7 separate regions of the Mus musculus genome follow, and regions 1, 2, 3, 5, 6 and 7 are each linked to region 4. A link is a loop called in an ENCODE intact Hi-C map of the cell type or tissue named here. Cell type or tissue: heart. All regions are shown on one strand.

What was found. Peaks named below come from ENCODE experiments on the same cell type or tissue, not always from the same donor. Only the 100,000 strongest peaks of a DNase experiment are listed, where the experiment ranks them.
Region 1: a loop joins it to region 4, with 2.2 times the contacts of the local background. A loop is called at or near these places in 4 of 42 quality-filtered maps.
Region 2: it touches region 4 in a loop (2.5-fold over the local background); 7 of 42 quality-filtered maps call a loop at or near these places.
Region 3: it touches region 4 in a loop (2.2-fold over the local background); 2 of 42 quality-filtered maps call a loop at or near these places.
Region 5: it touches region 4 in a loop (2.4-fold over the local background); 3 of 42 quality-filtered maps call a loop at or near these places.
Region 6: a loop joins it to region 4, with 6 times the contacts of the local background. A loop is called at or near these places in 31 of 42 quality-filtered maps.
Region 7: it touches region 4 in a loop (2.4-fold over the local background); 5 of 42 quality-filtered maps call a loop at or near these places.

What each region holds. Positions count from the first base shown.
Region 1 is chr2:34,682,733-34,686,732 of GRCm38, reverse strand. Gapvd1 (GTPase activating protein and VPS9 domains 1) reads left to right here. Exons shown (of 27, transcript NM_001356441.1): 24 at 2,338-2,551. Among named protein-coding and RNA genes, the nearest start is that of Gm34372, 46 kb to the right of the region's middle. In heart, no CTCF peak of the experiment used is centred here; no DNase peak of the experiment used is centred here.
Region 2 is chr2:34,769,914-34,773,913 of GRCm38, reverse strand. Hspa5 (heat shock protein 5) reads right to left here and starts at 1,824. Exons shown (of 9, transcript NM_001163434.1): 1 at 1,768-1,824; 2 at 1,468-1,685; 3 at 1,124-1,355; 4 at 607-744; 5 at 1-93. The coding sequence starts at 1,592. In heart, no CTCF peak of the experiment used is centred here; a DNase peak (open chromatin) is centred at 1,973; H3K4me3 peaks cover 3,496 bases; H3K27ac peaks cover 2,385 bases.
Region 3 is chr2:34,980,805-34,984,804 of GRCm38, reverse strand. Hc (hemolytic complement) reads left to right here. Exons shown (of 41, transcript NM_010406.3): 40 at 1-107; 41 at 995-1,476. The coding sequence ends at 1,127. It overlaps Gm52552 (a long non-coding RNA gene), which reads right to left. Exons shown (of 3, transcript XR_003954034.1): 3 at 382-458. Among named protein-coding and RNA genes, the nearest start is that of Gm46733, 20 kb to the right of the region's middle. In heart, no CTCF peak of the experiment used is centred here; DNase peaks (open chromatin) are centred at 1,684 and 2,508; H3K27me3 peaks cover 2 bases.
Region 4 is chr2:35,107,021-35,111,020 of GRCm38, reverse strand. Cntrl (centriolin) reads right to left here and starts at 1,525. Exons shown (of 44, transcript NM_001379274.1): 1 at 1,392-1,525. In heart, CTCF peaks have their summits at 2,114 (motif pointing right) and 2,788 (motif pointing right); a DNase peak (open chromatin) is centred at 1,530; H3K4me3 peaks cover 1,965 bases; H3K27ac peaks cover 1,318 bases.
Region 5 is chr2:34,968,847-34,972,846 of GRCm38, reverse strand. All of the region lies in intron 2 of Gm52552 (a long non-coding RNA gene), which reads right to left. Among named protein-coding and RNA genes, the nearest start is that of Gm46733, 8.1 kb to the right of the region's middle. In heart, CTCF peaks have their summits at 2,105 and 2,309 (motif pointing right); a DNase peak (open chromatin) is centred at 2,306.
Region 6 is chr2:35,043,382-35,047,381 of GRCm38, reverse strand. It overlaps Hc (hemolytic complement), which reads left to right. Exons shown (of 41, transcript NM_010406.3): 4 at 1,442-1,512; 5 at 2,028-2,119. Among named protein-coding and RNA genes, the nearest start is that of Hc, 16 kb to the left of the region's middle. In heart, a CTCF peak has its summit at 2,222 (motif pointing left); no DNase peak of the experiment used is centred here.
Region 7 is chr2:34,823,953-34,827,952 of GRCm38, reverse strand. Fbxw2 (F-box and WD-40 domain protein 2) reads left to right here and starts at 1,718. Exons shown (of 8, transcript NM_013890.4): 1 at 1,718-1,781; 2 at 1,883-1,991. It also overlaps a transcript of Gm34653 not described here. In heart, no CTCF peak of the experiment used is centred here; a DNase peak (open chromatin) is centred at 1,712; H3K4me3 peaks cover 1,883 bases; H3K27ac peaks cover 1,343 bases; H3K27me3 peaks cover 448 bases.

The sequences.
Region 1 (4,000 bases), 420 kb after region 4:
CAACCTGGTGCTCAGAATGGGAGTGTGGCAACAGATCTTGATGACCCTGCCTTCAGGATCTGCTTTTTGCTTAGGTACATATTATACACTGCATGGAGTGCTAATTTGGTATAGCTAGATGCTGATAATGCAGGCCACTCACAAAGTGGGAAGCTGGAATAATGGAGAGCTCCAGCAGCAACTTCACTATTCTGATTTTTGGAATTTTGGGGGGTGCAGAGACAAGGTCTCATTATATATCCCTGTCTGGCCTTAAAATCACAGAGATCCTCCTGGCCTTGCCTCCTGAATACTGAGGTTTAAGTTGTATGCTATTAAGCCCTGCTTTTAATAATCTTTGACATCCCATACCTATAATCTATCACTTGGGAGGCTGAGGGAGGAAGATTGTGAATTTATGTCAGCCTTGGCTACAGAGAGACTCTGTCTCAATGGAAAAAACAAAATCATAAACATGGTGGTATAATTCTGTAATGCAAGCTGCTCAGGGGGCTGAGGAAGGAAGATCACAAGTTGAAAGCTTTCCTGGGCCGTTGAGTGAGTTTAAGACCAGGGAGGATTAGGAATGCAAGGTCACCTTGCACCATATGATGAGACACTCGCCCTTCCATCGCAATATTAAAAGTAAAAGCAAGCCAATCAGTAGTGGCCCACACCTTAATCTTAGCACTCAGGAGGCAGAGGCAGGTGGGTCTCTGTGAGTTCAAGGCCAGCTTGGACTACAATGAATGGAAGTTCCAGAATAGCCAGAGCTACACAGAGAAACCCTGACTGGGATGTGTGTGGGGTCAAAAGCAGAGTGAGGTCATAAGCTACTGGCTGTATTCTGGTATGTGAAACCCTGGATTCAATACCCAGTGCTTTAGAAAGAAAAATTACAAGTATTAAGGACTGATATGAAGTGTCTGAATTGTATTAGTTTTATCTGAGATTGAGTATCTATATATTAAAAATGGAACAGAAGCTGCAGAGATGGCTCAGCAGGTAAGAACACTTGCTGGTCTTTCAGAGGACTTGGAATCAATTCCCAGCACTCACATGGCAGCTGACATCCATCTCTAACTCTAGTTCCAGGGAATCGGACAACTTCTGGTCTCCTCAGGCGTCAGACATACACTCAGACAAAACCCCCATATGCATTTCAAAGAGAGTTGGAGATGTTAAAATTTTGTATCTACTTTTTATTTTTAATTTTTATTATTTTTAACTCAAAGTCTCATATAGGCCAGGGTAGCTTCAAACTCACTATGTAGTCATGGCTAGCCATAAACTATATGGATCTTCCTCCCTCTTATTCCCAAATGTTGGTGTTAAAGGTATGTGTTGCAATGCCAAGCATTGATTTTTGTGGTTTTTTGAGACAGTTTCAGTGTATCCCAGCTTGTGACCCTCCTACCCCTGCCTTCCAAATGATGAGAATATAGGCATTTACACCATGACTTAAGTTGTACTCACATAGCTGGGCAGTGGTGGTGCACGCCTTTAATCCAAGCACTTGGGAGGCAGAAGCAGACGGATTTCTGAGTTCAAGGCCAGCCTGGTCTACAGAGTGAGTTCCAGAACAGCCAGGGCTACACAGAGAAACCCTGTCTCCAGCCTCCCATCCCCCCACCCCCAAAAAGGTTGTATTCACATGGTTTTTAAAAACTGTGTATATTTTATATTTAAATATTCGCATATTTCTTAATTTTCCCTTTTGATATTCTGGCTTTAAGATTATAGTGTTAGTATTATTTGTTAATCAGAATGATTTCTGTAGACCCCACTCCTCCACCCCTTTTTCATGAGAGTCATGCTCTAAGGCTACCCCGACATAGTGGAGACTTAAATTGCGTAGTACTGAACCTGCATATTGAATGGATAACTGAGCTGCAAGGGAGGTGACTGAGTAGGCCATGTATACAGTATGGCTGTCCTGACCAAAGGAATAACTCATCTGTGGTGAATAGAATGAGGTTTCTAGACTTCTTCATGCCGAACAATTTTCAGTTCAAACAGTAGGAACAGCCTGGGAAGCTGGCTCAGTGAGTCAAGGCCTGCCACCAAGCCTGATGACCTGAGTTTGATTGCTGGGAGAAAGCCAACTCATACGAGTGTCCCCTGACCTACAAATGCATACTATGGAGGTGCACACCCCCTGACAGGGAAATAAATGTAACAATAACAAGAGAGATGAGAATAAAATGTACAAATGTGTATTTCTAGAACTTTTCCATTTAATATTTTTAGATAAGAATAATGGAAACAGAAAACAAAAGTGCAGATAGGAGGTTGACTGTAATTCCCCTTTAGGGTTACTTCTATGGTGTATTTTAAAGGATACTGTTTTTCTTGGAGACTTTCAGAAACTTACTGCTGCTGATGATAAAACGGCTCAGGTGGAGGATTTTCTACAGTTCCTGTATGGTGTGATGGCTCAGGATGTCATATGGCAGAATGCCAGTGAGGAGCAGCTGCAGGATGCCCAGCTGGCCATCGAGCGGAGTGTGATGAATCGGATCTTCAAGCTTGCTTTCTACCCTAACCAGGATGGGGACATACTTCGTGACCAGTGAGTACTGTGCTTAATGTCTGTGCGGGACTACAAAGATATTTTAGCTGTACCTTTGTTTGGTAGAGTAAAGAAAATGCATCTGTTACCATTCACATTCACGGTCAGAGTGGATGCAGCTTGAGGGACAACACGGTAGGAAGAGACAAGTCTGAATTCAGAGAGCCTTGCTGAGCATCTCTGCCTGCCGTGTGCCTGCCTCACGTGGTCTTCTGTGTCTTCTGTGGGATGAGTTGTTTGATCTTGACCCAGGCATCCCTTTCTTAGGAACCCATTTCCTTTCTAGCTTAAATTGCTCAGGTTTACACAGTTGTTTCATAGTTGTCATTTGCCATATGTTTGAGTCATGATTTCTTCTTTTCTTTAAAGGTTTATTTTCTCTTCTATGTATTATTGTTTGGTCTGCATGTGCACCACGTGCATGCCATCAGAGGTCAGAGAGGGCAGCAGATCCTCTGGAACTGGAGTTTCAGGTGGTTGTGAGCTGCCCTGTAGATGGTGAGAACCAAACCAAGTTCCCTTCAAGGGTAGCCAGTACTTGTAGCTGAGTACCCTAAGCCATTTCCAGACCCTGAGTCATAGTTTGTTAACCCAATGGCCCTGAAATTTGGAGCCTAGTAGTTATTTGATCTATGAGCCTATTCTGTGGTAGGTGTTTAGCAGCACTCATGATCCAACCAGTTATGGCAACTGACTCTAGATATTGCTAGACTGTCCCTCATTTATGCCTCTCCCGCTGTTAGGGCTTTTGCATATTTGACAAGCACTCTTCTCTGTGGGCTGGGGAATGTGCATATGGTCAGCAACATGTGTCTTCTTAGGTGTCTCGTGAACCCAGGGCCCTATAATTCAGTTACCTACTGTGTCTACCATTGCAGCGCTGGGCGGATAGGCATGCACCGAGGCTAAGTATCCAACCAGGCCCTCATTCTCACTTTGCAAGTACTTTCCCAGTTAGGCCATCTGCCCAAGCCTCCCTGGGTTTTTGTTTGTTTGTTTGTTTGTTTGTTTGTTTGTTTTTGAGAAATCCATCCTGTTGGGACGAGGTGGGGTAGAAAAGTAGGGTGTAGAGACTTTGGCTTTTGTGTTTTTCTTCTGTTTTCTATTCTGTATTCTCCATGATCCTGATTCTACCCCCAAACATACCGACCATGTTGTCACCATGTTTTCTAGCAAATGACAATGACTTTGGTGCCTAGGGATCCTCAGGAATCCATGTGGTAGAATCTCAAGGAAGGCCATTAGTAGTCTTTGCTTTTTACAGGTTTTTTGTGTACATCGATACACATGCTGTGGGTAGGACCCAGGGTTTTATGTATGCTCTATCACTGAGCTATACCCAGGCTACAGATACTGTGAGGAGTTGCACACATGTCTGAGAGAATATACCTTCCTGTGAAATGAAGTTGGCATTTGGGTTGTTCCAGCCTCCCCTCTAAGTGTTCTTGG
Region 2 (4,000 bases), 340 kb after region 4:
GACATTCAGTCCAGCAATAGTGCCAGCATCTTTGGTTGCTTGTCGCTGGGCATCATTGAAGTAAGCTGGTACAGTAACAACTGCATGGGTAACCTAGAAGGACAACCGTGCAATCATACTTAAAGATGATTGAAGTACATGGTGTTCTCACTTCTGTCACTCTTATCAACTAGTCAAGCCACAACAGTTTCTAAGTCAGTTTACTGCTATATCATACGCTTTTGTCATTAGAATTAAGCAGTGGTAACTCATAAAGGCTGACTAGCATATACCTTGACCTCCCACAAAACACTAAATCACTAAAAGTTAAGATTGAAAGGTTTCTGGGGCTGGTGAGATGGCTCGGCAGGTAAGGGCACTGACTGCTCTTCCGAAGGTCCTGAGTTCAAATCCCAGCAACCACATGGTGGCTCACAACCACCCATAATGAGATCTGACACTCTCTTCTGGTGTGTCTGAAGTCAGCTACAGTGAAATTATGTATAATAATAAATAAATCTTTAAAAAAAAATTGAAAGGTTTCAAACCATGAAGGCTTCCCTACACAAGTCATCGAGGGGGAGCAACAGCAATCAAACACTCAACACTGTTTCACACGTTATTCACCTTCTTTCCCAAATACGCCTCAGCAGTCTCCTTCATTTTAGTGAGAACCATGGCAGAAATTTCTTCTGGGGCAAATGTCTTGGTTTGCCCACCTCCAATATCAACTTGAATGTACGGTTTAGTTTTCTTTTCAACCACCTATGGCATAAAGTAATTTAAAGGTAATTTTTCCGAAGAGGAAACAATGACACCACAAACGATTTAAAAAAAAAAATCCATTTCCTCCCTCCCATAGCTTGATTCATCTCTGTCCCTTAGGGGGAAATCACAACTAAAACTGAGCACAGCTGTATTGTAGATAGATCGACAGTTTTAGTCTGTTTCAACTTCTAGACATTGTTAACAGTGTGTCATGTTTTATAACACACTAAAAACGACTAGATGTAAAACCGTTACATAAATTCCGAACACATTCTTTTAAGTCCTTTGAACAGTGTTTTTGGCCAAGTGGCAACCCCTAAATACTCCTATCACCCCAGCCGCCCCATTAGCATGAGAAAAAAAAAACGGGTCCGACCTTGAATGGCAAGAACTTGATGTCCTGCTGCACCGAAGGGTCATTCCAAGTGCGTCCGATGAGGCGCTTGGCATCGAAGACCGTGTTCTCGGGGTTGGACGTGAGTTGGTTCTTGGCCGCATCGCCAATCAGACGCTCCCCTTCAGGAGTGAAGGCCACATACGACGGCGTGATGCGGTTGCCCTGATCGTTGGCTATGATCTCCACGCGGCCGTTCTTGAACACACCGACGCTGACGGGGAAACCCCACAGAAAAGGAATCAGCACCTCACTTTCTCACGCTGGCCCCGGAGGCCACGCCCCACTCCTCCCCACCCCCTCCTCCTTCGACGGATACCACTTACCAGGAATAGGTGGTCCCCAAGTCGATGCCGACCACCGTGCCCACATCCTCCTTCTTGTCCTCCTCCTCGGCCCGCACCGCGCCCAGCAGCAGCAACGCCGCCGCCACCACAGTGAACTTCATCATGCCGGCGCTGAGGACCAGTCGCTCAGCAGTCAGGCAGGAGTCTTAGGAGTCCAGCAACAGGCTGTGGCCCCGAAACGCGACGACGGTTCTGGTCTGAGGGCGACAGGGGCCTCGGGGTCAGGAGGAGACACGAAGCAGACTCGGAGCAGGCCTAGCAGCAGGCCGCGGCGCTTACCTCACACACACGCAGAAGCCCAAGTGTCCAGGTCAGTGTTGTCTCGGCCAGTATCGAGCGCGCCGTCGCCGACTCGCCTTATATACCCTCCCCACAGCCCCGTCGTGGAGGCCTCCGATTGGTGAAGTCGCTACTCGTTGGAGGCCGCTGATTGGTCCATGCCACCAAGCTGGCTGCTGCCGATTCGAAGCGGCCTCCTCCGCAACTCACGTCATTGCTACGCCCCCCGGGCTGACTCATTGGCTACTGGTCATTCTTAACGGCCACCAATGAGAGGCAGCATCCGCCCTGAGCGCTGGTCCTATTGGTTCAGCAGCTGCCTGTCCTTCGGGTGACCTCTCACCCCGAGACCGTTTCCGCCGGTAACCGTTCAGGTCCTCCCCTCACGCCAGGCCCCCGGGGACTGGAGTGGGGTCTGCGTGTCAGTTCCCTCGGGGTCTCCTTTTCTGTCTCTCACTCTGAAGAAGTACGCGGCCTTTCTCCTCCTCGATTCCCCGCGTCCTGAGCTGCCCGGCCTCAGCTGTGATCGCCCTCCCCAGCCTCCACACGTTCTCGGATGTCCCAGAGTCCAGGCCCTGTTACTCGCCCGGCCTGCACGTCTCGAGCTGGGGCCTGATCTGGATTCTGCCTCGCTGAGAATCCTGGTGCTTCTCAGCTAACCGTGTTTCTCCTTCACCCCAAGGCTAGCCGTATGTGTCTTTCCAGGCCTTTCGAATCTTCCCTTTGCCGGGGTTAAGTCCCAGGATTGGCCTGGCCAATTGTAACCTATTCCCTTTCTCCGCCGCGGAGATTCAGTACTATGGTCAAACGAGCACTTTCCACCATGAGATGTATCTTTTCTTCTCTCTCTCTCTCTCTCTCTCTCTCTCTCTCTCTCTCGTAGCGCCTTATTGTTCGCTAACCTGTTCTAGCATAGCATTTCCATTTATGACACTGGTTATTATTTATAAGTCCTTCCTCTTTCCCTCTTCCTTCTTGACACCACCCTATTCGACTCTTGGAATAGGGCTGATAATGCTAAAGACGTTTAGCAGACAAAAAAGTCTTGCTGATGCTTTACTCTTTTATAATAGTATGTTGGGGGACAAACAAAACAAGTTACTACTTGAGCTTATTATGTACTTCATTGTTTTGTTTTATGTATTTTGAGAGGCATTGTACACAGGCCCAAGCTGGTCTATAACTACTGATCCTCCTATGTGTTTTCCATGTGTCATTTATTCATATTCAAGTCTTGGTACATTTTTCCCATTTTCCAGAAGAGACCATTGAGACCAAGAGCGATTAAATAGCTAGAATGGTCGATTGATAAGTGCTGAGAATATAGTTAATAACCCGGTTGATTTTACTCCATAATTTATACTATTGATTCCCACCACCACCACCCTTTTTTGTTGTTTAAAGACAAATTTCATGCACCCCCAGTCTTCAAACTGTGTAGCAAATGACTTTGAACTTCTGTTTCTTCTATCTATACCTCCCAAGTGCTGAGAACTTCAGGCATAGGCATGTACTACCATGGGACTTGCATCTATGCATGCTACACAACTGACATCTGTCTCCAGGCCTGGAGCTCAACATGTCCACCAGGCTGGCCTTGAACTCTCAGGTCCACCATCTCTGCACCCCAAGTCCTTATAGACATGCTTATGAAGGCTACTTGGGCCATTTATTACAGGCAGGAAATGACTCCAGTATTCCTATTAAATGTATTCTGAGCTTCATAAGTACACTGTGCAAATACTACTAAAACATCACACGCACAGTCACTAAAATGTTGAGCCTATGAATCAGTGTTCAGGAATTTTTTTCCTTTCTCATTCCTCAAAGATTAGTGACTCAGTCAACTCCATCCTTGCTATAGAAGTTGCATCACACAGCTCTTTCAGTCAGGCTTGTAATACTGTCATAACATTGATCTTCCTTTGGGTTGCATCAGACTAGTATTAAGATAGAATCACTAAGCCCAATCTACTGGTGCACACCTTTAGTCTCAGCACGTAGGAGGCAGAAGCAGGGGATCTCTCTGAGTTAGAGGCCAGCCTGGTTAGTACAAAGACAGCCAAGGCTACATGTTGAGACCCTACCTCAAAGGGGGGAAAAATGGAAATCACTACTTGACCACATTACAACTTCATGTCATTTCAAGCTTGTCTGTATATATATTACAGCAGTCAGTTTACACTAAAATCAAATTTCAGTTTCATCCTGTCTCTCTTTTTTTTTAAAAAAG
Region 3 (4,000 bases), 130 kb after region 4:
ACCTTCATTAAAAAGATGAGCTGTACCAATGCCAACCTGGTGAAAGGGAAGCAGTATTTAATCATGGGCAAAGAGGTTCTGCAGATCAAACACAATTTCAGTTTCAAGTAAGTCACCAGCATTAACTGCCTCTCTGGCTTCACTGTCCTTTAATACATTCGCGTTCCATTGGTACCTTAATTTCGACCAGCAAGTGAATCATTAGAATTGGCTACCATCACTGTACCTAAAGCCTTGGCTGAGGGATCAACCAACCAAGAGCCTGATGGAAATTGAGAATACATGTCTACATCCACCAGCCTGCACCCTCATATGCAAAGAATTCTAAGTGTAAATAGGATGTTTAAATATGCACCTTATTATCTGTAAAGAGCTGGCCTTCTGAGCTGAGATGACAGCTTCATCAGTAAAGTCCTTGCTGGGCAAGCATGAAGAACTGGCGTCAGTGACCAGAAGAACTATATCAAAACAAAAAAAACAAAAACAAAAGCAGGCATTGGGTCTGGAAAGATGGCTCTGTGATTGAAAGCACAGGCTGCTCTTCCAAAGACTCCAGGTTCGACTCCCAGCACCCATATGATGGCTTACAATAACCTGGAACTCCAATTCCAGGGGATTGTATTCTCTCTTCTGGGCTCCGTAGGCACCAGACATCATGTGTGGCGCACAAACATACAGGCAGACAAAACAGCCACACACATTAAATACATAATAAATAATCAGCTTTTTTAAAAAAGACAAACACACACTAAGTGGTGCACACTTTTGGTCTCAGCGCTGGAGAGACAGACAGGTGGATGGATCCCTGGGGCTCACATGTCAGGCCGTCTCACCTGCTGGCAAGTTCTAGGCCATTAAGAGGCTTTGTCTCAAAAAAAAAAATGTAGACAGTGCATGAGGAAGAACACCCAAGGTTGACCTCTGGCTTCCATTAAGTATGGAACATTGCTGCACCATTACCAATACCAACACTGTTTCCATTTTGCCTTGCTAGGTATATATACCCTCTAGATTCCTCCACCTGGATTGAATATTGGCCCACAGACACAACGTGTCCATCCTGTCAAGCATTTGTAGAGAATTTGAATAACTTTGCTGAAGACCTCTTTTTAAACAGCTGTGAATGAAAAGTTCTGCTGCACGAAGATTCCTCCTGCGGCGGGGGGATTGCTCCTCCTCTGGCTTGGAAACCTAGCCTAGAATCAGATACACTTTCTTTAGAGTAAAGCACAAGCTGATGAGTTACGACTTTGTGAAATGGATAGCCTTGAGGGGAGGCGAAAACAGGTCCCCCAAGGCTATCAGATGTCAGTGCCAATAGACTGAAACAAGTCTGTAAAGTTAGCAGTCAGGGGTGTTGGTTGGGGCCGGAAGAAGAGACCCACTGAAACTGTAGCCCCTTATCAAAACATATCCTTGCTTGAAAGAAAAATACCAAGGACAGAAAATGCCATAAAATCTTGACTTTGCACTCAACTGTGTTGAAAATGGTGTTATTTTATGCTGGCTCAGCCTCAGGCACACCCAGGGGATGGGAGAGATCTGTCAGTAGAGGACCTTGACCCGGGAAGGCCACCCCCAGCCTGGCCTCCTGAGCAGGCAGGGGAGTTGCTCTGCACTCTTGCTTTCTCTGTGCCCCTGACAGGAAAGCCTTTTGCTCTCCCAGCTGCCTCTCCCTCTCAGTATCCATTTCCCCTGGAACTTACTCTTGCCAGTAATTGCTCTACCAGAAGACAAAGCCCCGTGCAAAAGCCCCGGGAAAGGAAACCAAGACTCTGGAGACTGTCATTCTGGCCCGGACCTAGTCTCTCTTGGATCCTCAGTCTGTGCTGTACACAAATGACTTACACAGAGGTTAGATTTCAAGTGACATCATGTGTCGCACTTCAGGTCTCAGGAGTTCACGTAGAGATCCCCACTCAGTGGCTCCAGAGTCTCCCAAAGTACAGGGATGCTCATAATCACCATTTTAGAGTTGCCAAAATGGAGGCTCCAAAACATACAGCAAACCCCCGGGGTATCCCAGGTCCACACTCCTGCCCAGCCCTCTACTAGATTTTTCAGATGAAAGCCAATGTAACCAGAGTTTCTTAAAGCATAGGCTAACTGAATTAACATAAGAAACGTGTAAATAGGTCGCTGACTAGGCAACAAGGACAAAAGGAATCTACCCTTCACCACATCGAGACTAGCAAGGCAGCGTGTCTCATTATTGGCAGAGACTTTTCTACTTCCAGGAACTTCTGTGTCACTGCCCACAGTGCGCATGCAACCACGATGCCAAGCAAGAGTGGAAGGGCTCCAGCTAATTGTGCCTGCGCCTGGCCCCTGCCTCTCCTTGCTGAGGGTAGCGGGGGCCCTGCTTCCATGGCACAGGCCTCCAGGCTATTAGGCTTCTGTCCCCAACTGTGGTGGCAAATAGGCCAGACCACAGTCACCAGATGAAGCCATAAATGCAGCTGAACTGTTGATAGCGTGTGTCATCTCCTCCTCTACCCGACACCTTCTGAGCATGCTTCCTTTAGTCACGTTTTGTGACACCCCAGACTGAGCCAAATCCTGACTCAGCCTGCACTCCTCCTCCGAGACTCTTGCACACCTGCCATCGTTTAATCTTATAGAATTGTGTAGCGTGTGGCAGCCTGAATCCATTATGAGCTCCACATGGGCAAGTGTGCTGGTTCAGCTGGTACAAAGGAATAGTCCTCTGAGGGGGGAGTGCGGATGATTATAAGAAAGATGGAAAATATATATATATAAGAGAAAGATGGAAAAGAAGACTCAGAGACAAAGTTTAGACATCGGAAGGGCTGTCTGGTCAGCACTGCGGCAGCCTCCACTTTAATTCTCTTAGGCTTTATATATTTTACAGCATTGTGGGAAACAAAGCCACAAGCTAACAGAAACAATTCGCTTAAACGTACAGAAAATATCCGTTCCCGCCCCAAAGGCCTCTGCTTTTCCACCAAGGTTAATGGAATCTTCAGCCCCTAGCCTTGCACCTCAGGTGTACCTCTCACGGTTCCATTGCCTCAGCAGGCCGGGAAATCTGCCGACAGGTGACAGGTCCCGACCTGCCTTGACTCTGCCTGCCAAGCAGACTTTTACTTTCTATTTTTTCCCTCTGCTTCAGAGAAGCAGCGAAATGGCTCCCAACAGGTAAGGTCTGAGAGCATTCTCTTCACCTTATTTTCCAGTGTCTGTCACGATGCCAAGAACTTGACAGGGATCCAGGAAGCTCTTGCTTGTGGGCTACCCTACCAACAGATGTTGAAGAATATCAAGATCCAAGTCCTAGACTCAGCTTGGCCCCTAACTGGTAGATTTAGCTCCCTAAATCCCTCTGATAGTCTGAGAAAACAAGGGGCCTAGATGTTTCTCTCTACAGTGCTAAAATTATCTAATACTCTCATGGTGAGAAACAGGAAACAGAAACAAAGGCAGGCATGCATGCAGCAGTGGGGTCTATAAATGTAAAGAGAGCTGAGGATGCCATCCATAGCTTCTGAGGGAAGGGTGCAGGACCTAGCGAGGTGAGGGGGCATGAGGGCCTTCAAAGCAGAAGCGAGACACATAAGCAAGTCACCCCAGAGGTTAGCCAGAACGGCAACAGTTTCCATAGAGGAGCGCTCTGAAGCGAATGCCGAGAAACACAGAAGCAGTTCGTCCAAGTCCTGGTTTAAAATCTTCTTTTATCATAAGTGTGTCCAAAAGTAACTCTGAGGAAAAGTCTAGATTTTTCTTAAGGAAAAGCTAACCTGACACATAAATAATTGAGATTTAAGAAGTTCATCTTCTGGTGGGCAGATGGCAGAGTCAGGAAAACTTAATTCCCAGACTCTATAAAGTGTGGGGAGTGGTGACATATACTTGTAACCCCGTTGCTGGGCAGGTGGGGACAGGTGGGTTAAAAGAGCTCTCTGACCAACCATCCTTGTTTTGGTGAGTCTCAGACCATGTCGAAGAAGGAGAAGGAGGAAGAAGAGAAGAAGGTAGAGGA
Region 4 (4,000 bases):
AAAAAAAATATTTAGTGAGATAGTATATTAAGTAGTTTTCAATCCAATGACAAGTTGGTATCAGAAAAGGATATTGTAATAGAATGTTGCATACAAATCTTTATATAAGTTGAATTTGGCCTGAGGCTGCTTTCCTTTGGCCTTGAGTTTCCCTATAGCCAAATACTACCTTCATGTACAAAACGAAACTGAAAGCCCAGTTTAACAATATACTTTTGAAAAAACTAGCTGAGTGTGGTATCAGACCATCTTCAAATAAGACAAATGCTCATCTGCAACCAACGAAGCTGTCCTTGCAGATTCTATTTCTGTCCATAAGTGCTGTCCATTCTCAGAACCCTGATTCACTGAGAGGGTCAGCCTATGAGATAGTGTGTGTTTCTACATGCAGACTTCACAGGAGCTATGGCAACTCAGGGAGGGAAGCAGGGGTGTGGAACCATCACTTAATCTTTCAGTGATCCAGGTTTCTGGAACCCACTGAATACTTCCCTAATTCTATAGGAATCATTACTTAGAAGTAATAATTTACTAATCAGGGGAAGTAACATAGGACCTCATAATAATTTAATGAGGATTTGATAAGAATAATTCTAGATGGTTTATAATTTCAGATTTTTTAAGAGAAGACTATGATGTAGGATACAAAATAATTGAATTGTCTAGTGATATAGAATGCACTGCAACCAGAGACATGGGAGCCAAATAAACCCTTTCCTCCCGGAGTTGCTTTCTGTCACAATGTCTTACCACAGCAATGGAAACCTTAACTAAGACATCTAGGAAGTGGTTAAGGGACATGCCCAGAGCCCCAGTGAGATGGCTCGGTGGGTAAGGGCATTTTCTGTGCTAATTTGACGTTCTAAGTTCTGTATCTGTAGCCCACGGAAAAGTGGAGAAAACCCGACTCCACAAAGTTGTCCTTTGCCCTCCATATGCGCATCACGATATGTGTCCCGTGTCCGTCCCCCCACCCCCATCATCCACACATGCTTCAAAAAGGAAAAAAGGAACAAGCTCAGAGTCACAGAACTGAGGTTAAACAGCAGAGCCCTCAGGACCGCCAGCCCATCTCCATCGCAGTTATCCCGCAGACGGTGACACACCCCGGCACTCTTCCCTCTCTGCGGGAACCTCATCCTTCTAAGCGCCGCACCCCAACTTTGCGACTCAGCAGCGCCCCGACCTAGGCTGTGCACGCCTCTCCTCCCCTGCCCTCCCTCCCCTGCCCACGCCGGCCCCGGCCCTCCTCCTTCCCGTCCAATCCCCTTTCCAAGCACACTCCCCCGCCCCGAATGCGTCCGGAGCCGGCACACCTCACGCTGGACCAGGGCTTTCCGGCCTTTGCCGCCCGCCACCCAGGCTCGGTCCGGACGCCGAAGTACACTCACCGCCTCAGCACGGGAAGGAACGGCCTAGCGGGAGGGGCGAGGCGGAGACGCCGGGATACTTCCCCTCAGGAGACCGACAGCACAGCAGCCATTTTGTTGTGTTGTGCCGGTTGCCGAGAGGGCCAGCTTGGTGTGGGCGGGGCTTGTTATCGCCACGCCCCCGACACGGACTAGTGGACGGGACGGGGCGGAGGCGCTTCCCGCCACCCTTGCCGCCTCTGCGCGCGCTCAATTTGGGGGTGCGAAGCTTCCGGGTATGAACCTGGCGGGCTGTGGTCAGCCCTCTGGGCGCCGAGTCTGTGAGGAGAGATTTTTTCCACTGAAGCAATGGGGGAAGGCTTACGTTCCTCTCCCTAAGGCAACAACCGGAGGAACCAGTATGGAGATGTTCACAGCATTCGATCTTGGGATGATGGAAGGCAGGCCTTGAGCTCTCCCGTGTCTCGATGCACACTATCCTTTACGCGACTATTTTGGAGGCAAATTGTCATACTTGGAAACTGATCGAGCCGGACGTGGCTGCACCTCAAGACTGCTTGGGCTCCAGTGACCATTCACTTGAGCTATATGATCCTAGGATTCACAGTCCAAGAGTGCCCCTTATGTTAGTACAAAAGAACTAAAGCAAGCATTTACAGAGACTTGAGCAGATCATGCCCCAAAGAGCAGCCTTCTACTGTATTTCCTAATTGTCTGCACCATGTGCTTGCGGAGGCCAGAAGAGGGCATCAGATCCCACATAACTGCAGGTACAGACCTTTGTGAGCTGCCATTTGGGTAGAGGAATCGAACCTGGGGCCTCTGGAAGAGCAGTTATATGCTCTTAAGCACTGAGCCATCTCTGCACCCTCTCCATCATCTTTCTTAACTACCTTGTTCTCCAGTCAGGCATTAACGTTTCCTTTCTTTACCACAAACTTCCTGGCTCATTTTTCTAACACTTTTACAAATTTCCTTTCTGCCTCAATTTCTACTCTCATGTAACATATAATCGTCCCCATTTCCAGCAGTTAACCTTAATGATTTGAAAGAACTTAGAACAGTAGCTGATAAGTCTAATTTTTATCATTAAGCAAGACTTCTTAGAAGTCAACTTTCATCTTAACTCTGAAAGAAGAGTTTAACCAAGGGCAGGTGTTTGCTTGGCAAAGAGAACAGCTTGTACAAACCCCAGGAAGGATTGGGAAAGTTGGCAATGAGCTGGACATTAAGTAATTCAGGGCGGTTTGAAGAAAACATAAGTAATGCACAAATGCAGTTCAGTATGAATTATGCAAACGTCTGGTGTGGTGACGCTAAATATGAAGGGGAACCTTTTAAGCAGCATGAAGCCTGTTTGTAGAAGCTGAGGTCGTTTGACCTAATGGGAAGTTCTGATCATTTCCAGCAGGAGGCACTATTGGATCTGGTGGGCATGGTCCTCTCTTTCTCCGCAACTTTGCAGCACAATTTTTGGCTGTTGGAAAGCAAACTCTATGCAAAGATCTATTTAACCTTGAAAGGACTTTGGACCTATTTTCAGACAAAGTTCAGATGTTAGGTATTAGTTCAGTGTACATTGGTGAGATTCTGGTCTTTGGTACTTGTCTTTCAGCCAGAGACTTGGATTAATTGCACAAACTCATGATTGTTTTCCCTAATCTGTAATGGCATTCAGATGAGTTCCATCGTCAGATTACACTGTGCCAGAGTCAATTCATCAGTCCAGTCAGTAGTCATCAAAAAGTACACACAAAATCCAGGGGTCTCTCTCGGAACACTCATTTTTCTCTGCTTTCATGTTGCCCTATTTTCCTCCTTTATAGAGATATAGTAACTAACCTTCTCTGGGTCTAGCATGGTGGAAATCTTGGTTGTACCTCCAGCCTCAGATACTTGCCATGATTATTAATAGTCCATCTTAGCACACTGGAAGAGGCACCCCCAACAAGAGTAAATATACAAAAGAGTGAGGGCAGCTCACATTCCATGCTAATTTATTCCCTGGTATGAGCTGTAATTTTTCTGGATTACATTTAGATTACAATATAGATATTAGCTGGGGAGATGGGAAGGCCATCTGGCTTCTGGCTGTGACTTGTCTCCAGGGCTGGAAGATGAGCCAGGGCACAGTGACTTAGGTTTTTCAAGATCTTTTGTCCAAACCCTGGCAAAGCTATTGAGATTGCTCTTCTTGGATTCTCTTACGAAATCCACACTAAATACTCTGAGCATCACCTTTAAAAGAGAACCAGAGGAACTTGTCAGGCAGAGTCGGCCAGCTTCCACCATTGCCATTACTGTGACTTCCTAGTGTGACTTTAAAAATTGACTAAATTATGGCTATATTTTGAAATAAAGCTTGTTCTGTTATTTGGAAATCTCATACATTCATGTAGGGTATTTTTTATCTGCCTGTCTGTCTATCCCATTGGGTATTTTTGTTGTTGTTTTTTTTTTGGTTTTTTGTTTTTGTTTTTGTTTTGTTTTGTTTTGTTTTGTTTTGAGTCAAGATTTCTTTGTGTAGCCTTAGCTGTTCTGGAACTAGCTGTGTATACCAGGCTGGCCTCGGATTCACAGAGATCCACCTGTCTCTGCCTCCTGGGTGCTGGGATTAAAGTTGTGCACCA
Region 5 (4,000 bases), 140 kb after region 4:
TGGATTCCTATAGCTGGAGGTTTGATTGCAGTGGCTGTTTTTGCTCTCAAGACCTCCCTCCTCTGTTTTCTAGCTATGGCGTCTCTGCTGACAATTGTGGTGATAAATCTTAAATGTGTGGTGTGCTATTTACTATCCCAGTGTCTTCTGACTGAGCTCCAGTGGCACTGAGTGTATTCACATCTTCCGCTGCCCTGCCTGGGCAGAGATGGGTAGGGAGGAGACATGGAGGCAAGCGACAGAAGAACTCTCACCTGATCAGAGCTTTGTAAGATGGCTCCCAAGGGCTTTGGCTCTGTGTGCACTTGTGGGTGGGGCTCCAGACATCTCCTTAGAGCAGTCTCTACAACTCCTTGTCCTTGTTTGATGCTGCCCTATAGCAGCAGCACATTGCTAACTTCTGCAGCTGTCTGAATCCAGCAGGACCCGCTGCTCTCTGATCCCTCCCCATTCTGTGACTTGTCCCCTCCACCGCATGTGAGATAGGCCTAGAAGGACTTCACATCTCCTTTGTGTACGGCCGTCATCTTGTACACAAGAACAGGAGGAGCTCAGGCTGATGAGAGCAGAGCCATTTTCCCTCTGCCTTGCTTGTCTAAGTGGTTGCCCACCTCCAGGCTTTCCATTCTATGAGACAGTGTTTGTGCGGTCTCTGCTCCTCAAACCACCATGCCATGGACTAACTCTGAATCAACTCCAGAAAGCTTCCCTTTCTTGACTTGAGAAGTGGAAAAGCTCATTTATCTCTTGCTTTCTTTAGCAAACTCCCATTCAACCCCAGTCTTTAACAGTTCTTACTGGGACAGTATACAAAAGCCATATAAAGTGTACACATCACATGCACACTGTGATGCCTGTATGGGGGAGATCAAAGTTGAACCTGCTAGTTTCCCAGGATGTTCCACCCACAACAGGGCCTGTGAGAGAAGAGCGAGGCAGAGTAGACTTGCTGGACTCTGGAGAGAAGGCTCCACAGAGGTGACCTCTGAGAAGGGTTTTAAAGAGTGACCAGGATTGGGCTGAGAAGGCTCTGTTAGTAAAATGCTTGCCGTGTCAGCATGAAGAACTGAGTCCAATCTCCAGAACTGGCTGTGGTGATGTGTGTGTGTGTGATCCCAGCTCTAGAAAGGAAGAGGTAAGAGACCTGATCCCTGGAGCTAGCTGGCCAGCTAGCCTTGTCTCAAAACACAAGGTACACGGCTGCTGAGAAGCAACACCCAAAGTTGACCTCTGACCTGACATGCTTAAAGAAAAACAATTAATGATTCAGTCGATTAAAAATAATGGCCAGGATTTGGATTTCAGACAGGAGTCATAAAAGGAGATGAGGACAGGCAGTCCTTTGTGTAAATGAGGCCGAGTGGGAAGGGAAGCCAGGTGGGACCAAAAGCCAGGGGAAGAGTCTCGTGATGCTGAAATACGTTCTGCATTTCTTTGCACCATTAACCAGAACCCTTTAAAATGAAACGCAAACCCATCGCCTTCCAGGACCTGCTCTCTTTTCAGGACAGCTGCAAAGCAGAACCGAGTATCTAGAGAGGCACCTGGTCCTGAACTCACTGCTCTGGCTCTGGGTCCCTACTCCCCACTGAAGCCCAGGGCTCCAAGAGCCCCATCAGGGCTGGGAACAGCACCCTAGGAAGAGTCACAAGCAAGGACTTTCATCCCAGAGCTGGAGCACTGTGCTGTGTCTTGTCTCAGCCTCTGCTCTGGGCCAAATGGGGAAATCCAAGAGTCTCTGAAGACGAGAGGACAGCGGGTTGGATTCAAAACCCAAGACAATTCTCCCTTCTCTTCCTTACGTGAGACTTCTGTGTCTTAATATTTAAATAGAGAACAAAACTAGGCACCTCAAGAGGCGTAGGTAAATGGCAGAGATTTCGCAGGTTTAACTATCTGTGGACAGGTGCTCAAAAACAACCCTCCCACCCCTCTCTCAACACCTCTCTGTGTCTTAGCTTCCCACCTGTTAAATGTGATGGGCACTGAAGAGTAAGGCTGAGTTAGGTGATGTCCCTACTCCTGTCACTGGTCCCACTCAAGGGCCCTAAGTAGAGTCCAGTACCTTTAGTTGGAACTCAGAATTACTTTTCTCTTTTATTTTCAATAATGAAAACACACACAAGTCCACCCACTGGTAGCACACACATTAGCACATACTTAGGATGAGCACACACATCCCAGCATCACCCTCCCCCTCCCATCCCCTTAGCCACCCTTGGTTTCCCTGTTTGATGACATATGAGAGAGACCACATCCCCTCTGCAAGTGCCCACTAGGTTGGGGGAACGGTGCCCAGCAGAGGGCGCTCCAAGTGTGACCTCCTGGCCGAAGTCCTGGAAAAAGGCAATAGGCCAAGGAAATTTCTAGTGGAAAAATTAAGGAAGGATTCCAGGTTTACGAAACCCAGACTTTGAAAAAACAAAAGTGCCGATTTGTCTCCTGGGTTAGGGAAAAAAGACCACAGCCGCAGTCAGATTTCCAGGAAACTCTCGGTGAAGACTAGATGAGGCTGGCACAGGGCAGGCAGAGAGACTGTGGGGTGGCCCAATCTAGACTCAGATGCCCTAGGAAGTGAGAGATGAGGGCAATGGCATGCATGATGGAGCGTGGGTATGCACATGCATCCATAACTGGTTATGTATGTTTATGTGTACCACGTCTGGATGCATATTTGTGTGCAGCTGTAAGTACAATCCCTCAAGTTGCATGTTGCATGATTTCTATGTTCTTTTTGCAGACATGATTTAAAAAGATACCATCGCTAACCTCATGGGGCTTAGCAAACTAACATGCAGTTTCATTTTGGGTGTCAGAGAGGCAGCTTGAGTGGTACTGACAGACACTGGATTTGTAGCCAGACAACCTGGCGTTCCAATCCAGCCGCCCACTCACTGGGTGACACCTGGCAGCTTCCTCAACATTTGCTCTTCTTGGAGGAGAAATCTAAGTATTAAGACCATGTCCTAAGAGAGAACATGCATGTGCCAATTTTCAGTGATGACCCTGGTCGTAAATCCACATCTGGATAAACACTAGAATGTGTCCAGCCTGCATGAGTGGCATCTCGTCAAATCCACACCTTTACTGACGATGTTTATGGGATGCCAGGTTCCACCAGAGGTCTCACCCAGTGGCCCACAGACAGGAAATGTGGACAATCTCATGTGGTTTGAGGGGCTTTTTGTTGCTGTTGGTTGGTTGGTTTTGACTTTTGTTCGTGGTGTGTTCTTAAAAATGATGGTATCACAGGAAAAAAAAAATCTAGATTTCCACTTTCCTTTGGAGGGTTCTGCAGCCATGAGCATGTGTGTGCCTGCATGCCACAGCTACTGCTCCTCAATAGACGTGTCCTTCCCAGGGGCACCCTAGCCTCTCTTGCCTGGTTGGTTTCCAGGGCAGTGCTTGGAGGGGATCCAAGGCAGCTCGGGGGTGCTTTGTGTAGACGTGTTCTCTGGGAAGGAGAAGGACAGGGCCAGGAGCTGATGCTAGAGAGCTGGCCTCCCCCATCCTCTCTGGTCCCAACGGAGGACAGAGAGTGCCTGACTGTCTTCTGTGGAAATCTGTGGCTACGAGCCAGACACTAGTTACAGAAAAGAGCTGGCAAAATGCTTGCCGTGGTCGCCTGAGGACCTGGGTTTGGCTCCCCAGGACCTACATAAGGAGCTGGGCACAGCAGCATGCACCTGTATTGCTGGCACCAAGGAGATCCCTGGGGCATGCTGGCCATGAAGCCAAATCACTGAGCTCCGGGTTCAGTGAGAGACCTTGTCTCAAAATAAATGAGGCAGAGGGTGATGATGGCCTCGCCCTAAAAACAGCCTCTGGCCTGCACAGGCTTGCACGCCCACACACATATGCACATGTATCCATACACACGTATGTATTCGTGTATTGCAAGAATAGGTCTGGAATATGGTAGACAATGACCTCCCCAGAAAGTATTTAGACATCTTTTTAAAAATGAGATCCTTAAATACATTTTGGAAGCCCACAGATG
Region 6 (4,000 bases), 64 kb after region 4:
TTTTTTTAAATAAAGGAAAAACCATCATCTTTTTCATCCTTTCAGCCTAACTCCACATAAAATTAAGTATAACCTCTCACCTTGCACTCCTATCATAGAGGATGCATCCTGGAAATGGTACCGTCCACACTACCCATCACTTAGCGTCATCACTCTTGTATAGCAAGTGTGTAGTCTCAATCCCGAACCCCAGGGCCTTTCTTGGTTGTTAAGGCTTCTTTTGGGAATGGCCTCCTGTTTTCCCATCATGACTTGACTGATAAGAAAATCTGGTGTCTTCATTTACTCTAGATAATGAGATAACTTCTTATAAATATTTTTCCTTTGATGACAGATAATGAGAGAGAGTAGTTAAAAATCAGACTCTGGTGCCATTTTAACTGGGGTCAGATCCAAGCATAGCTTTTATTGACTGGTAGTCTGTGAATTCATTTCTCACAGCCCATCTTCCCCATCTGAAAAAAAAAAAGATACTAATACAATTTGTTTCATGGAGTTGTACCAATTATTGATGTAGGTGGGTCCTGCCCATAATGGGGGAGGTGGGTGATGCCCCTGGGCAAATGGCCCTGAATTTATAAAAGCAGGCTAAGCAAGCCAGAAAGAGCAAGCCAGTAGGCAGTGTTCCTCCACAGCCCCCGGTTCAGTCCCTGCCTCTAGACTCCTGCCTCGAGTTCCTTGCCTAACTCCCTTCAATGATGGAATATCACCTGAGAGTTGTGATCTGAAACAAATCCTTTCCTCTCCAAGTTGCTTCGGTCATAGTGTTTTAGCCCTGTTGGATTTTGTAAGTAGAGAAATAACATACTGTCTGAATCAAACTGCCAATTTCCCACTAACTCTGATAAAAAACACCTCATACTCCCATCCATCCATATGGTAGCTACTTGGTAAACAGTTACAGACACAAGTTATTTTACACTAACGATGCATTCCCAAAGGCTTCCTGGGGTTGCAATGTATTTAACACATTGAACTGTATGTTAAATTCAATACAAGTAGTCTCCTTATATGAATCCTAGGGGTCTCTTTTTTTCAACATACATTTTCATTTATGGATTGTGAATACAGTCTTTCAAATGAGAGTTAGCTCATTAAGAACTGTGAAATTAAAACAAAAATCTACTGGGCTTGGTGGCATGAGCCTATAGTCCCAACTATGTGAGAGGCTGAGGCAAGAGGATCATGAGTTCAGGGTGAGTTCGAGACCAGGCTAACTAATTGAATGAAACCCTGACTGAAAAGTTAAAGTGAAAAGATAGGTGGGTGGTTAGGGGAGTGGGGGTGGGTGGGTATGGGGGACTTTTGGTATAGCATTGGAAATGTAAATGAGCTAAATACCTAATAAAAAATGGAAAAAAAGAGAAAAGATAGAGTAAATAAATAAAGGAAAGATAGAAACAATGTCTGCAGTTTCTGATGATGTTACTTGGTTTTGCAGTAAAGATCAGAGTCTATTCTCTGGGTGACGACTTGAAGCCAGCCAAACGGGAGACTGTCTTAACTTTCATAGTAAGTATTTTCTTTCTATAAATAATACTTTAGCATATTTATCGAGCAATCTCCCTCCATGATCCCATCCTCACTCTACACTAAACCATATGATGTCACTAAACACCCAATGTGAATGAAGCATTATAGATTTACGTCTCCATGACAGACACATAGGATACCTGTACAAGCTAAATTAACAAGGGGAGGATGCTGATATAAGCCATCAAAACCCATCCTTGTTCTACTTCCTTTTTAAAAGCACGGCCATCAAGAAGTAATTAAAAGAGTTGGCTCCTTGACCAAGAGCTCTTGTTGCTCTTGCAAAGGATCCAGATTCGATCCCTACACCCACATGAAGGTACACCACCTCCTCAGACACCAGACACACATTGGAACACAGATGTACACACTGGCAAAGCATTTATGCAATACAATAATGGCAAATCTCCATCGCTTGTAAATTATCCACCTTGGATATTCTTTTATGGTAACAGAAAGTGAACTAAGGTGTGGTCATCGGTTTCTATTCAAAGGACCCCGAAGGATCAGAAGTTGACATTGTAGAAGAAAATGATTACACCGGAATTATCTCTTTTCCTGACTTCAAGATTCCATCTAATCCCAAGTAAGTACAAAAAAATGTTTGTTATTAAACAAATTTTCTCTAAAATGCACATCTGGAACTTTTGGCTGGTAAGGACCTACACAATCAAGTGGAGCCACCTAGTGTTAGCAGAGTGCCATAGATGCAAACATGAGGCTGCTTCCTGGTAGGGAAAGCCACAACTCAGTGTTGGAATCCAGCAGAGCCCACCACCATCCCTGATACTCAGGAGACTGGGGCTGCAGGAGCCCAGGACTTCATCTGCAGCCTGGGAAACAGAGCTCTGTCTGAAACACACATGCACAAACTTCTGATACCTATTAGCTACCATGTGTCTGTATATTTGAATACAGCTACAATGTAACGGAGAGTTCTGGGAGCAAAGCAATGTAGAGATGGAGACCCGGTCCTGCTTCTAAGGGAGAACAGCAGTGCATGTATTAGACATGAGCATCTGCAAACAGCTGCTACAGAACCTCAACCAGCCACTTTATGCTCGTTTCCCCCTTCCTTCTAAAAAAGGAAATCAGCCTGTTTGCATTCTTCTAAAGTATAGGTATTTTATAACTGGGGAGCTTCAGTAAACTGAAAATTTTATTTTATTTTTGGTTTTTAGAGACAGGGTTTCTCTGTATAGTCCTGGCTGCCCTGGAACTCACTCTGTAGACCAGGCTGGCCTCGAACTCAGAAATCTGCCTGCCTCTGCCTCTCAAGCACTGGGATTAAAGGCATGCACCACCACTGCCCAACTGGATTAATTTTTCAGTTGTGTACTTACTTGAAAATACAATGCACTCTACAGTGCAGAATTGAGCTTCTTGCCATTACTGTCATTATCTCAAGCTTTATCTTGTCCCATGGCCGTTATGCATCACTATGAGATTCTATGACTGGCACTGTCCCACCCCGGTACCTTTACACTAGTCACCTCATTTAGCGCACACCTCACCCTGTCTTCCACACTGAGCTTCACCTCATCTTCAGGGCGCTGTCTCTGGGTGTGGTCTACCCCCACACCGCCCCTTCGTATTCTCTTTGAGATGCTTACCTCAATGTCTTTATTTTCTTGTTTCTTTTGAGTTTTGCCGTTTGCTTGGCTTTGAGGCAGGGTCTCACTGTAGCTCAGGGTGACCTGGAATTCATTCTTCACTACAAACCGACCTCAAACTCCTCCTGTCTCAGTCTCAGTAGCAACAGCGCCAGGGTTACAGACGGGATGCCTCTCTGCCAGGCTCTTGTCTTTACAGTTTTCGATAGACTGGGAACTCCCTGAGGGCAGCCCTCTTGTAGACTGCTTGCTTCATCTCAGCAGTCATGGGATGAGGTACTTGATAGAGATTCTTTAGTTATTGCTGAAGATAACTGCAATACACACAGTACAACCAGGACAGCATGTTCTCACTTCACAAACGAGGCTCAGAGGCTTGGTCTCTTCAAACCTGCTCCTTCCTGTACAGAAGCACGAGGTCTCCAACTCACATGGGCTGTTAACTCTGAAGACCGTGGCACTTCCTGTCATTCTTTATTATCATTATTTTTTAACTAAGTAAGTCTTTTCCTTTTCAGATAAACCCTTGCTTCCAATCATTATTCTATGTATGTAAGGTGTAAACTTTATGATCCATAGAAGCATGACCTGTGCATTACATGTTTCTAGAGACGTCACTATGGATTTTCTGATATATTACAGATTGTAATATCGGGTTAACATCCTTAAACTCAAGAATTAAGTAAATTCCGAAGTTATCATTGGTCCTTTAAATCAAACAAAATGACTGTATTAAGATAAAATACCTGGAAAAATAATACAATATGTAAAATCTAATTAATAAATCATTTTTATTATCAAAAGAAAAATACTCAACTATTTCTGTTAATTGTTTTAGAATCTCTCACAAGATA
Region 7 (4,000 bases), 280 kb after region 4:
AAAGCAAGAGAGGGCTGAAGAAGAAAAGTTTGTAACAACTGAGAAGGGAGACTGTGGGTCCTGCTCACCTCCCCAACCCGGAAAGGAGACCTTGAGCTCTTGATTATGCTACCTCTGCCTCTAAAGTGCTGGGAGTATGCACCCGGGCCACTATCTCTAGCTTGGTTGTCAAGTCTTTAAAGCCAAGATTCTCAGGGATTGTGGGCCAAGAGTTGCAACACTAGCAGGCGTTAAGGGCTAAGGAATTAGATCTACAGATCTAAGAGATCTAATTAGATCTAAGAGACCAGACACCCAAGGCTTGTATAAGAACTGTTAACTCCTTCTCCCTTTCCTCCTAGCATTTGCCCTTCTCGCCTTGTTGCTCTGGCGGCTGCTGTAAAACAAGGGAAAACAGGGCAGGTGAGATGGCTCAGTGGGTGAGAGCACTGACTGCTCTTCTGAAGGTCTTGAGTTCAAATCCCAGCAACCACACGGTAGCTCACAACCGCCTGTAATGAGACCTGACGCCCTCTTCTGGTGCGTCTGAAGACAGCTACAGTGTACTTATTTATAATAACAAATCTTTGGGACTGAGCGAGCGCCGGTCTCACATAGGGAGCGGGGTTGACCGGAGTGAGCAGAGGTCCTAAATTCAATTCCCATCATCCACATGAAGGCTCACAACTACAGCGTACTCATACGCATAAAATAAATAACTCTTAAAAAAAACCCTAGCCGGGCGTGGTGGCGCACGCCTTTAATCCCAGCACTCGGGAGGCAGAGGCAGGGGGATTTCTGAGTTCGAGGCCAACCTGGTCTACAAAGTGAGCTCCAGGACAGCCAGGGCTACACAGAGAAACCCTGTCTCGAAAACCCAAAAAAAAAAAAAAAAAAAAAAAAAAAACCCAAGGGAAACAAAAGCTTTAAATAGGAAAAACAAAAACAAACAAACCAAAAACTGGGCAATGATGGCGCACACCATTCATTAGTCCCAAGCTATTGGGAGAGGCAGGCAGATCTTTGAGTTCAAGACCAGCTTGGTCTACAGAGCGAGGTCCCGGTCAGCCAGAGTTACAGAAAAACCTTGTCCCATCAAACAGACAGGCAAAGCTTTCACACAGCAGCATTTATAGAGCTTCTTGCTTACCACTTCTATCTGGGGGGACTAAAGGCTTCACGCTAGTTAGCTGATATGTAACAAGCGCTTCGGAGAACAGCTGTCTCCGTGGCTAAGTGGCCACGTTTGGACAGCGTGCATGTATGTCCTGGGATTCGAGCTTAACCCAGCCCCTACCCAACTCCCTTACCATGTTTTGTCCTTGCTTCCTGCAGTATACTTTGTTATTTGTCCTGTCTTCCTCCTACGACTAGACATAGACCTCGCGCAGTTAGGGATTTGTTCAGCTGTGTCAGAATCGTGTTTGGGAGGTGCCAGGTGTCAATGGGCTGTTTGAATATCGTCACATGTGGATTTGGAGCCTTAGCCCTTTCTCTCCTGTGAAATATTACCCTAACTTGGTTAAAAAAAAAAAGTAGATGAGGAAAATAAACATTGTGCAAATCTAGAGGTCCACCTTGCTCAGGATCATAAGGTGTAAGCGCAGACGGTGGTACAGCACATGTTCGGCCCTTTTCCACAGTCGGGGCCATTCTTTCCCAGGTACTTGGAGGGCAGAGACGGAAGTAGAGCCGCTTCCGCCCGACGCTGGGCGCCGGAATGGCGCGCGGAGATGACGCAGCAGCACCGGAAGCCGCTCCCCTGTGAGGCTGCGGACCCAGAGCAGCGGCCGTAGGTCCAGGTCTGTATTTGCGATTGGCCGGGCCGGGCTGGACAGGAATCCCCAGCGCCCGCGGCGTTACTGACCCGCCGCCCCGGCCTGTTTTCTCCCTTTCCCCGCAGGCGCCATGGCTGTGGAGCGGACCCGGCCGCTGCGACGCTCTGGCGGCCCGAGCGCGCCTAGTCGGTGTGAGCCCGGCGCGAGGTCCCGGGCCCCGGGGCGCTCGCTCAGGTCAGTGCCGCGCGGAACACGGCTCCAGGAGCAGGGGACCAAGGGAGTCACGAACGGGCTGAGAGACTCGGAGTTAATTTTAGACAGGAAAATTAGAGCTAAGAGTTCCTGCCTTCTGGTGCTTCGGTTTTTCCTAGCCGCGAAACGAGTTAACATTGATGCCCCAAGGCTAGCACTTTAATTAATTAAAGATGATGAAATGTGGACAGGTGGTTTATAAAATGCAGAACGTAGTAGTATGTGTAGGAAGGCACCATGCTTGTGTGTATGCCTTGAAAACAGGTGTGTATTTGAGATGATGCTTCTTTTTAAAAGGGGAGAAATGACAGTATTAGTACTACATTATAACAGTAACTGGCATTTATTGTAGGCTTATAGTGTGCCAGATACTGTACAGAACGCTGTTTAACCCTAACAATCTTGTAGGTAAAACAGTACCAGGCGACAGTTTACAAGTGAGGAAATTTGGCTTGAAACACAAGAAATGATTTGCCCATGGTTACCCAACAAGTGAAATTTCAGAGCCCGTGTTTTATAAACATTATTTGTATTCTTTCAAAGGTTTAAAAGATTAGTCTCTAAATTAATGGCTTTTAGGCCAAGGGTGGTTGTGGACTCCAGCAGTCCCAGCACTCCAGTCTTGTGAATTGTGAGACCAGTCTGGGCTTCACTGCAAAAGCCTGTCTCAAAAAACAAAATAAAACAAAAAGCAAAACAAAAAGGAACAGTAAAAACAATTTTCTAAATATCACAAGCAAAAGGAGGAAAAGATCTTTACAATAGTGTAGTCACATGGTTTTAAATACAAAAAGATGTTTTGTTAAAAGGGACTTCATCCCTTTTCTTTCCAGTTCTCTCTTGAAGCAATATTTAATCAGCTTCCTCAATATTCACAGAATACTTTTCTGTACACATAATCCTCTGTGTAGACCAGACTGGCCTCAAACTCACAGAGCCTGCTTCTGCCTCCGAGGGCTGGGATTAAAGGCATGTATCACCACGCCTGGCCTACCTTTTAACTGGTTGTGAAAGGGGAGGCAAGGAGACAACCTTCCCAACAACAATGAGTATTTATTTTTTGTTCTTTAAAAAAATGATTTTTAGTGTGTCTATATGTCTGTGTCTATGTAGGATGTTGGAGGGAGCATGTATATGCCAGTGTGTGCGTGCGTGGTTTTGCATACAGCTTTATGGAGTCAGTTTTCTCCCCCCAAATTTACGTGGGTTTTGGGTATCCAACCCAGGTCATCAGGCTTTTCAGTAAGCACTTCATCTCACAGGCCTGAAGCCTTGATTCCTTACCTGCATAGGTTATGCAGACTAGAAGGAGGGAAAACATTGAGTTTACACCCATAATGCCTTGCCTGTAGAAGATGCAGGTGGAGATTGGGTACTACTGAGCTGCTGCTCCTGTGTAACTCTGGTTGAGCCACCCTGCCTCTTGGGCCCTAGCCTCTTTGTTGGTAAGGGCAGTAGTATTGACTTCTTCTATGAACCATGTTAGAATCAAGCGTGATATTTTTAGGCGCTGCTTCAGTTATTAGGACCAACATAAATATAATTGCTTAGAAGCAGAAACCAAATTCATGCTCTCATCTCCCAATTTAGGAATGTTTATCATACTACACATTTCCTCAGAGCTTTGTGATTGTTTCTGTTGAGGACTGCAGAACAAGTTAAGTGTTTACATTGAGAAGGGTGAGAGGCACAAGATAGCAAGGGGGGTGTGCAGAAAGAAAAGAGCTAAGGAAGCAGTTAGCGGCTTAGATGTGCCGTATCACTGCAGCTTTTCTGATTCGCACACTGCTAAGTTAGAATAGCTTCTGTTTTACAAATGGAAGCTTAGACTTTAGTTGAGCATTCCATGATCACATATTTCCCAGGTTGATCTCTAACTTAGTTATCTTGTAAGGGCAGCCTCTAAGAAGCTAAGATTGTATGTTTCACTGTGCCAGCATCATGGAGATTGTTAATTTGCTTTATCTTACAGGCTACAAGGACCCTCATGG